2 separate regions of the Homo sapiens genome follow, and region 1 is linked to region 2. The links are chromatin contacts, found by Hi-C or POLR2A ChIA-PET in ENCODE. All regions are on one chromosome and are shown on one strand. Each heading gives the region's core, a stretch centred on a gene start or an enhancer-like site at or near the end of the contact. The rest is flanking DNA. Distances are from core to core; before and after follow the strand shown. Region 1 holds the start of P2RY1 (purinergic receptor P2Y1). Region 2 has its middle 37 kb from the start of P2RY1.

The links. A loop is a pair of places that touch in the nucleus more often than their neighbours do. ChIA-PET counts read pairs that join two places held with the same protein, here RNA polymerase II (POLR2A). Pooled maps may share reads with other maps.
Region 1: a pooled map shows a loop between it and region 2 (4-fold over the local background). The contact joins the promoter of P2RY1 here to the enhancer-like site in region 2. A Hi-C loop is called at or near these places in 6 of 50 pooled maps. POLR2A ChIA-PET finds 5 or more read pairs at or near these places in 4 of 52 experiments (H1, K562, PC-9 and 1 more).

Annotation. Positions count from the first base shown.
Region 1 is chr3:152,831,501-152,836,464 of GRCh38, forward strand. P2RY1 (purinergic receptor P2Y1) reads left to right here and starts at 3,631. Exons shown (of 1, transcript NM_002563.5): 1 at 3,631-4,964. The coding sequence starts at 4,283. RefSeq lists silencers at 3,538-3,587, 4,300-4,594 and an enhancer at 3,768-3,867.
Region 2 is chr3:152,795,917-152,800,528 of GRCh38, forward strand. It overlaps the pseudogene ATP5MGP5. Among named protein-coding and RNA genes, the nearest start is that of P2RY1, 37 kb to the right of the region's middle. Within about 2 kb of position 2,280, at least 2 of the 41 ENCODE cell types and tissues checked have a DNase peak (open chromatin) inside an H3K27ac peak, as active enhancers do.

The sequences.
Region 1 (4,964 bases), core at 2,381-4,880, 37 kb after region 2:
AATCTTTGTAAACATAATAAGGGCAACCTTTTTGTTTATGAGTCTAAAACTCAACAGATCTGATGTCCCAGTGATTTTCTCTCTCAGATTATAGGTAAATCGCTGGCTGTTTTTAAGAAGCCTATGTAGAGAAGTGGAATATTTAGAAGCTTCTGAAATACTCTTTGACTATCAATAACTTCAATATCTGGCTTAGAATTTTCTCTCCTGAGGGAAGGCTTCTGGGAGTAACGCTTTCTAAACGCAATCTGTGCTGGCCACTAAAAGTTAACGTTTCTCTCAGTGCCCCGTATTTGCTTTTTTTCATCATGGGATAGTGGCTGAATGCATAGACTTCAGTGACAAACAGCCTACATTTAAATCCCAGTATCTACTGTGTGACTATGGGTGAATTACTTAACCTCCCTGTACCTTAGTTTCATCACTTATAAAATGGGAATACAATGGCCAAATATCATCATGCATATTTTAAGGGTGAAAAGAGATAATCCTTTTTACATGTACACAGTACTTGAGTGTACAGCAAAGGCCTATTTTTATTGCTATTGTTATATTTACTATTATGGTTAGCTATATATATTATTTGCATTTCCAACTAAATTGTAAATCTCTTGAAGTCAGGTTCTTACACTGCTACTTAAATATAAGGGCATAAGAAGGGCAACCTTTTTGTTTATGAGTCCAAGACTGCCATTAAAAGTAATGGCAGGCCGGGCGCGGTGGCTCATGCATGCCTGTAATCCCAGGACTTTGGGAGGCTGAGGCGGGCGGATCATGAGGTCAGGAGATCAAGACCATCCTGGCTAACTAACACTGTGAAAACCCCGTCTCTACTGAAAATACAAAAAAATTAGTCGGGCATGATGGCGGGCGCCTGTAGTCCCACGCCAGGCAGGAGAATGGCATGAACTCGGGATGTGGAGCTTGCAGTGAGCCGAGATTGCGCCACTGCACTCCAGCCTGGGCGACAGAGTGAGACCCCGTCTCAAAAAAAAAAAAAAAAAAATTAACATGGAATGCTTAGGGATGTCACTTAAATATGTAAGAATTTTTTATCATGTCTTTAAGCCATCTATAATTGATGTTCAAATGTGAATAATGATTCTTAGATTTTTTCTTCATTAATAATAGTTGAATGTTTTACAAATAGAAAGTTATAGTAATTACTGAATATATGTAACTTATTCCCACAAGGCAAAATTTTGATTTAAAGCATAACTGAAACATAACTGTGTAGTTAAATATGTTGAATGCAAAAGCAATGCTTACAAAGTTTGTTTATTTATTTATTTATTTATTTATTTATTTTGAGACGGAGTCTCACTCTGTCGCCCAGGCTGGAGTGCAGTGGCTCGATCTCAGCTCACTGCAAGCTCCGCCTTCTGTGTTCACACCATTCTTCTGCCTCAGCCTCCCGAGTAGCTGGGACTACAGGTGCCCGCCACCACACCCGGCTAATTTTTTGTATTTTTAGTACAGAGGGGGTTTCACCGTGTTAGCCAGGATGGTCTCCATCTCCTGACCTCGTGATCTGCCCACCTCGGCCTCCTAAAGTGTTGGGATTACAGGCGTGAGCCACAGCGCCCAGCCCAAAATTTATTTTTTAACATCATTTTTTAAAAAGTCTGTGGTGCACTTAAAACAACTATCCCCCAATTCCTAGTAAGGTGTCAGTTTTCTGCAAGTACTTAATGGTATCTGGACTAAGTGTACATTTCAAAACACTCACATTATGAGTTAATGCATTTGCAACAAACTTCTGAGTGAAGTCAGATATTGCCTAGGTTGCAAATAAAAAATGCAAAGGAGTGAGGACTTAAGACCTATTGAGTACCCCTGGAACCCTTAATGGTTTTCTTTGCTTCCTTTTCTCTCTTAATAGACAATCATCCCACCTAGGACCATACTAATCAAACAATACACAAATGTTTCATGTTAAGGCTCAGAATCATAGACTCATATAATCAGGAGATTGGAAGGAAACACAAAAAGTAAGACTTTTCAAGACAACCTCATTCACACTGTTTACTTGAATTATTTACTCTTGTTTTATTATTAATTTTTATGCTGTTCAATTGACTACAATTCAAAACCCAGTGTATTCATACCATGTGCTAAGATATGCTCCTTCCTATATGTGTTCCTCTAAAGAACCATCTGGATCTTGTGGGGGATATTTTCCTTTGTGGTATCAAAGCCAGGAGCTCGTGGTTTTCCTTTATTTTTTAAGGGAACACTATCATGTAGCATCTGGGACCAGAAAGAAATCTTGATGTTATATATTTTACAGATATTTTCTTTTTGGATTTTTTTTCCTCTAAGAGAAAAGCTTTTGTTAATGTGTCATGTAAAAATACATTAACTAGTAACTTGTCAAGAAGTGCTAGATTCCATTCTTGTGCGGGTCCATTTATATATGTTCCTGAACAGCTAATATTTCATTTAGTTTCCAATTAAACTTGCTCAAATACATTTTTGAAGTGCATTGCTTAAAATTTACATTCAAGGCAAGAAAACGAGTTTGTCAGTAAATGTAGTAATTAAGGAAGTCCCAAGTCTGTATTTTTAAGATACTAGAGGTAATTGTAACTAATCACTTTAACTTAAAGAAATAGAATTGGAAATACCCCCCTCCCCCCGCCACCCCCTACCAAAACCATACCTTAGTCACTTTGGAATTATAACCGTCTTTTACGTCTATCAATATAAATGTATTGCATTTGGCATTCAAATTACTTTCAAAGGGATAAATTTCGAATTTTTTTTTTTCATTGTAGCTTCTGATCTTTAAATGTACTGAACAGGAGGATTTGGGGAGCTTGTCTTGTCTGATAGGTGTTAAGTATCTATGACGACAAATTTGAGCTGAAGCAATGTGCAATATGGACTAGTAATATCTTCACAAGACTATTTTGGAAATTCTCACGTTGATGTTATTAATGACGTGGGTTTATTAGCATTTGGGTAATTAAGAAAAAACAGTACTAGAATTTAAAAAAAAGAAAAAAAAAGGTAAGAAGGGCGAAACAGAGTTCTCCACTCCTCTCCCAACCCTCATTCCTTTGGAGGCTCGCGCCCTCTTGGAATAGCAGGTTCCTGCATGTGCCAGAAATCCGGTCCCGGCAAAGCTAGACGCTCTGCAATGACAGGCGTTCCCAGCTAGGGACTCCTGGCTGCTTGGAGCTTGAAAACACCTGGCGTGGTTCTCGAGGGCCCTAGAGGCTCCTGCTACGGACTGGTCGGCTCTGGGGTTGTAGGCAGAAGGCTCTAAGCGGTCGGAAGGGTTTCCTGTGTGTCAGCAACTTCACTTTGCCGAGATAGCTGGCGGAAGAGGGAAGGAGCGCTCGCGGGCCAATCGCCTGCCAGCAGCCACCTTGGAGCGCACCCCTCTCCCTCGCCGCCGACTCCGGTAGCAGCGTGCCGGCAGAGGCTGAACACACTCGGCCTCGGCGGAGACCTGCTCCCCAGAAGACGCCTCCTGCTTCCCACTGCGCCCTGGAGGACGCGGGCTGGCTGCTGGGCGAGCTCGGCGGAGGCACGCCCCTCGCCTCCCCGCGGAGTGCGGACTCGCCCCGGTGCCCAAACTCCGCCCACCCTCTAGGGAGCTCCGCTCTCCCGCCTAACCCCGGCACTCCGGACAGAGCTGGGCCTGGGGAAGGGGTTCCTGAACTACGCGGACGCCGAACGGGACGCGCTGCAGAAGCGCACGAGTCTGCGGCCACGCGCGCTCCGATGGCTGCCAGGAGCTGAGCTCAGGGTGGGCGGAGGAAGCGGTTAGACGCCCCGAAACTGAGCTGCACGTTTCTAAGGTAGGGAGGAGGAAGATGCCCCCAATTAAGTTGATCTTTGAGCCAAGGAGGCTGGGGAGCAGCCTCCCCAAGCTAGAGCCCTGCAGAGCGAGTTTCCCTTGACCTCGCTGCGCCTCTGGCGCGCTCTGCAGCGCGGACCCGCGGCCCCTCGGGAAAGCGCAGTCGGAAAGTTATCCGCGGCGGTTCCCTGCGCGCCCTGTTGTGTAAGCTCGGCGTTGCCAGCGGACGGAGAAGTTGCTGGCTTGCCCGATAGCCCAGTTCGGTGGCGGCCCGGGGCGGATTTCATGGCCCGCGGCGAACGCGGGGCCAGAGCTGGCGTGGGCGAGCCCCTGCGCGCCCCCTCCCGCGGGGATCCAGTTCGCCTGCTCCCTTCCGCTCGCTGGCTTTTCCGATGCTTGCTGCGCCCCTGGCCGCCGCTGCCCTCTCGCCGCCTCCTACCCCTCGGAGCCGCCGCCTAAGTCGAGGAGGAGAGAATGACCGAGGTGCTGTGGCCGGCTGTCCCCAACGGGACGGACGCTGCCTTCCTGGCCGGTCCGGGTTCGTCCTGGGGGAACAGCACGGTCGCCTCCACTGCCGCCGTCTCCTCGTCGTTCAAATGCGCCTTGACCAAGACGGGCTTCCAGTTTTACTACCTGCCGGCTGTCTACATCTTGGTATTCATCATCGGCTTCCTGGGCAACAGCGTGGCCATCTGGATGTTCGTCTTCCACATGAAGCCCTGGAGCGGCATCTCCGTGTACATGTTCAATTTGGCTCTGGCCGACTTCTTGTACGTGCTGACTCTGCCAGCCCTGATCTTCTACTACTTCAATAAAACAGACTGGATCTTCGGGGATGCCATGTGTAAACTGCAGAGGTTCATCTTTCATGTGAACCTCTATGGCAGCATCTTGTTTCTGACATGCATCAGTGCCCACCGGTACAGCGGTGTGGTGTACCCCCTCAAGTCCCTGGGCCGGCTCAAAAAGAAGAATGCGATCTGTATCAGCGTGCTGGTGTGGCTCATTGTGGTGGTGGCGATCTCCCCCATCCTCTTCTACTCAGGTACCGGGGTCCGCAAAAACAAAACCATCACCTGTTACGACACCACCTCAGACGAGTACCTGCGAAGTTATTTCATCTACAGCATGTGCACGACCGTGGCCATGTTCTGTG
Region 2 (4,612 bases), core at 1,030-3,529:
TCTATACATTAAAAAGAACTCTAATGGTAACTGATACACACAAAAGTGGGTGGCTGTAAAGGAAAAAAAAACTAACCAAAAGTTTTCCAATATTTTAAAGTCACATAGTTTAAACATGTTGAAATATAGAAACTTAACCAGGCAGTTACATTATTCTGGTATCTTTTTAGTGTGGATTTTGGTTGCACTTAGGAACAGATGCATCACTATAGGGTGCATTTAAATATGTACTTTATAGCTGAGAAAAAAAGATCAGATTCAGTGGTATTTTCAATGGAAATATGAAAGAATCATAATTGCCACTAAAATGTCTACAGGTAACCCTTCTTAGTTAATACATCAATGCACCTCAGCACATTTTATGGAATCTTAGGCTGTGTGGAAAACAGTTAATGAAACTTTAACCTAGTAACTGTGGGGGCCAATGCCCTTGACCCCCTAAAACTCGCTGAAAAATTACTGATATGAGGCACATTGATTAATAGAATAAAAACTTACAAATTTGCTTAACATGTATACATGGGAGCCTTCAGCATAAAGACCCAAAGATACAGAAAAAATTGTCCATTTTTTTCAGCTTTTATTTTAGGATTGGGGGTACATGTGCAGGTTTATTGCAAACATATATTGCATGATGTTGAGACTTGTAGTATGAATGAATCCATCACGTAGGTAGTGAGCATAGTTCCCAATAGTTTTTCAGCCCTTGCTCCCCTCTCTCTCCCTGCCTAGTAGTACCCAATGTTTATTGTTCCCATCTTTGTGTCCATGTGTACCTAATATGCAGCTACAACTTGTAAGTGAAAACATGCAGTTTTCTGTTTCTGCATTAATTCACTTAGTATAATGGCCTCCAGCTGCATCCATGCTGCTGCAGAGGACATTATTTCATTCTTTTTTATGGCTGTGTAGTATTCTGTGGTGTATATGTACCACATTTGCTTTATCCAGTCCACCACTGATAGGCACTTGGGTTGATTCCATGTCTTTGCTATTGTGAACAGAGCTGAGATGAACACACAGGGTAAGTGTCTTTTCAGTAGAATGACATATTTTCCTTTGAAAGTGGGATTGCTGAGTTGAATGATAGTTCAACTCTTAGTTCTTTGAGAAATCTTCAAACTGGTTCCCACAGTGGCTGCGCTAACTTACATTCCCATCCACAGTGCCTAAGTGTTCCTTTTTCTCTGCAGGCTCACCAACATCTGTTTTTTTTTTTTACTTTAAAAAAAAAGCCATCCTGACTGCTGTGAGATGATCTCTCATTGTGGTTTTCATCTGCCAAATTGTCCGTTTTTATGCTTAGGTTCAACACAGTATGGATAGCTGTGTAGAAATATAACTGAACTAGGCCGGGCGCGGTGGCTCACGCCTGTAATCCCAGCACTTTGGGAGGCTGAGGCGGGCGGATCACGAGGTCAGCAGATCGAGACCATCCCGGCTAAAACGGTGAAACCCCGTCTCTATTAAAAATACAAAAAAAAATCAGCCGGGCGTAGTGGCGGGCGCCTGTAGTCCCAGCTACTTGGGAGGCTGAGGCAGGAGAATGGCGTGAACCCGGGAGGCGGAGCTTGCAGTGAGCCGAGATCCCGCCACTGCACTCCAGCCTGGGCCACAGAGCGAGACTCCGTCTCAAAAAAAAAAAAAAAAAAAAAAAAAAAAAAAAGAAATATAACTGAACTAAAAGAATATGATCGAATATTAATAGACTGAGTGGGCAAATCCAGCAAGGCCTGTCATTCTTGATTCTTCTTCGCCTCTCTGAGCATGTATTCCTTCCTTCTGGGTGTGGGGCAGGGCCTTCTCTGGAATGGGGGTCTTATGACCTGCAGTCAAACAAGGTAGGTTGAGTAATTTCTTTGTAGCCCATTTTTACACAGCTTGAACAGAGGGACAGAATAATATTTTTAGGTTTTATGGCTGGCTCTGGGGAAAAGGACTTCTGGTTTCTATCACCTACCTTTGGGAAGAGGGATTCTAGCTAACCTGGCGGCGAGGGGGAGAATGGGATTGAGAGACAGGGAGACAGGAGATCAGAGAAAAACTTTTGCTTCTGAGGCTCCTGCGGAGACCTTCGTTTGGGGCATTGTTTTCTAATCCCCAACACAATCCAGTTCCATTAAAATTTGTTTTTGTACTTGTCTTTTCAACAAACAGAACTCTATTGAAAATAAAGTAAACACAATGGAAAGAAAGCAAACAGCTCTTGATGATCAACTTTCATGACCTTTAAGATGTAAAAGAAACTTTTTAAAAGAACTCTACTTAATGTAGAGAGATATTATCTTTATCTTTGACAGGAAGGAAATGACATAGTAGTCTCTATCTTCCATGGTGAGTAGCTGAGGAGATAAGGTATGTAAAGTTCTGTGGGTCTATAAAATGCTGTAGAAATGTTACTTGTTAAAGAGCCAGGAAATCTATAGAATATATTCAGCTTTCCTGTGATTCTAGTTTCCATGAATTCTTTTCCTGTTTTTTTCCTTCTTTCTCCTGAATTGTCCCTGAATAAATTAAATAGCCTTACAAAGCTTCCTGATCCTAAGGAATTCTTAACATGCTAACATGTGGGGGACCACAAATTTAACACAATACAGCAACATGGATGCCTGTCTAGCTCTGTTCTCGTCTTCCTCATGGGCCCTCAATTCAGTTTACATATAGTCTAATACATTAATCATAAGACAACTTGACTTCTTTGTTCATTCAGTAAAACCTTTCTTCAGGGACTGCTATGTGTGAGACACTCTCCTAGGGGCAGGGAATTTAAAATGGACCAATGAAGAGCAATCTGCTATCATGGTGCTTATTTTCTGATGGTCAGCTTGTTACTTTTGTTGTTGTTGTTGTTGTTTTTTGAGACGGGGTCTCCCTCTGTCACCTCTGTCACCCAGGCTGGAGTGCAGTGGCATGATCTCGGCTCACTGCAGCCTTGACCTCCCAGGTTCAAGTGATCCTCCCACCTCAGCCTCCTGAGTAGCTGGGACCACAGGTGTGCACCATCATGCCAACTATTTTTTTTTTTTACTTTTTGTAGAAATGAGGTCTACCTATGTTGTCCAGGCTGGGCTCTAACCCCTGGGTTCAAGCAATCCTCCCTCCTGGGCCTGCCAAAGTGCTAGAATTATATGCGTGAGCTACCTTGCCTTGGCAGGTACTTATTCTTACACCTTTTAGGAAATATTAAGTCTTAGATAAAATACTCAGTTTCTTAGATGACTTCTCCTTCTCTGCTTCTTTCCCTAAAATTACTTTCTGGTATGGTATATGAGTAGAGGGTATGTGCCTACATGGCCTCATGATGGAGGTAAAGATTTGATGTTTTCATACGTTGACTTCTGGTATCTAGTGTGATGTCCCTTGTCTACTCAGTGAGAACGATGGATAAGTCAGCAGGCAGTTACAATACAGTGCGGTTAGCACTGTGATAGGGACATTATGACATGGTTACCACATCGCACAACTCCAGCAGCACCATTGCCATAGACCATGATGTAAATAATGCTCCCCTGAGTGTTTCAGTGCATGATTTCAGCACTTATATGTGGAAAGCCTGAGAAAAGCACAAAAGTGGACCATTCAGACTTGGAAATTAAAAGAAACAATATATATGGTCGCCCCTTGGTATCTACAGTGGGGGATGGTGGGGCAGGATTGGTTCCCAGACTCCTGCAGATCCTCAAGTCTTTTATAGAAAATGGCATAATATTTGCATAAATATAGCCTATGCATATCTTCCTGTATACCTTAAGTCATCTCTAGATTCGTTATAATACCTAATTCAATGTAAATGCTTTTTTAAATAGTTGTTTTACTGTGTTGCTTAAAAATTTGTTTTTTATTGTTGTGTTGTAATTTTTCTATTGTCTTCCTGAATATTTTCAGTCTGCAGTTGGTTGAATCCATGGGTGTGGAACCTTGAATTCAGAGGGCTAACTGTATAGTGAGACCTAAAGATATTGGCAGAAATTGGCTGTATGAAGGTGGAGGAGGGTGAGTATATAAGAATCAGTTGAGCAAAGACCCAGAGGCCAGAGAAAACATATCTTACAAAAGAATTAAAAGAAGTTCACTTTAGTTGGGGTGTTGAGCGGGAAAGAAAAAACAATGAGAATGTGTTGAACATCTTCCAACAGTTCCCACTTGTCCTTGGCCATTCCCAGAGATATGAACCAGAGACTAGGAGCAAGGATGGGGAGGAAAGATGAGTTCATTCTTTCACATGTTAAGTTTTAGGTGGATGAGTTGGTGGTCATCCAAGGAGAAATGCATAAGAAACTATTGTTATACACAGTTCTAACATCCAAAAGAACAATCTGGTAGGGAGATAGAGTAAGACAAAGGGGATAAATTTATGAATGTTGGCTAAAACCATGATACAGAAACAATTTTCCAAGGAGAAGAAGGTTGTCTTTTTTTTTTTTTGACAAATCTTACTTTATCAAATAAAATGTCACACATGGTTGAAGAACACTCAAATAGTAAGTCAAATATAGTCAGATGTTAAAGATTAGTCTTCAAATATTATAGCCAGTGATGCCACGATTGCCTATGATCTCTCCAGTGTAAATCCACACCCACACCTCAGTGGCTACCAAACCAGAGCAGCTTC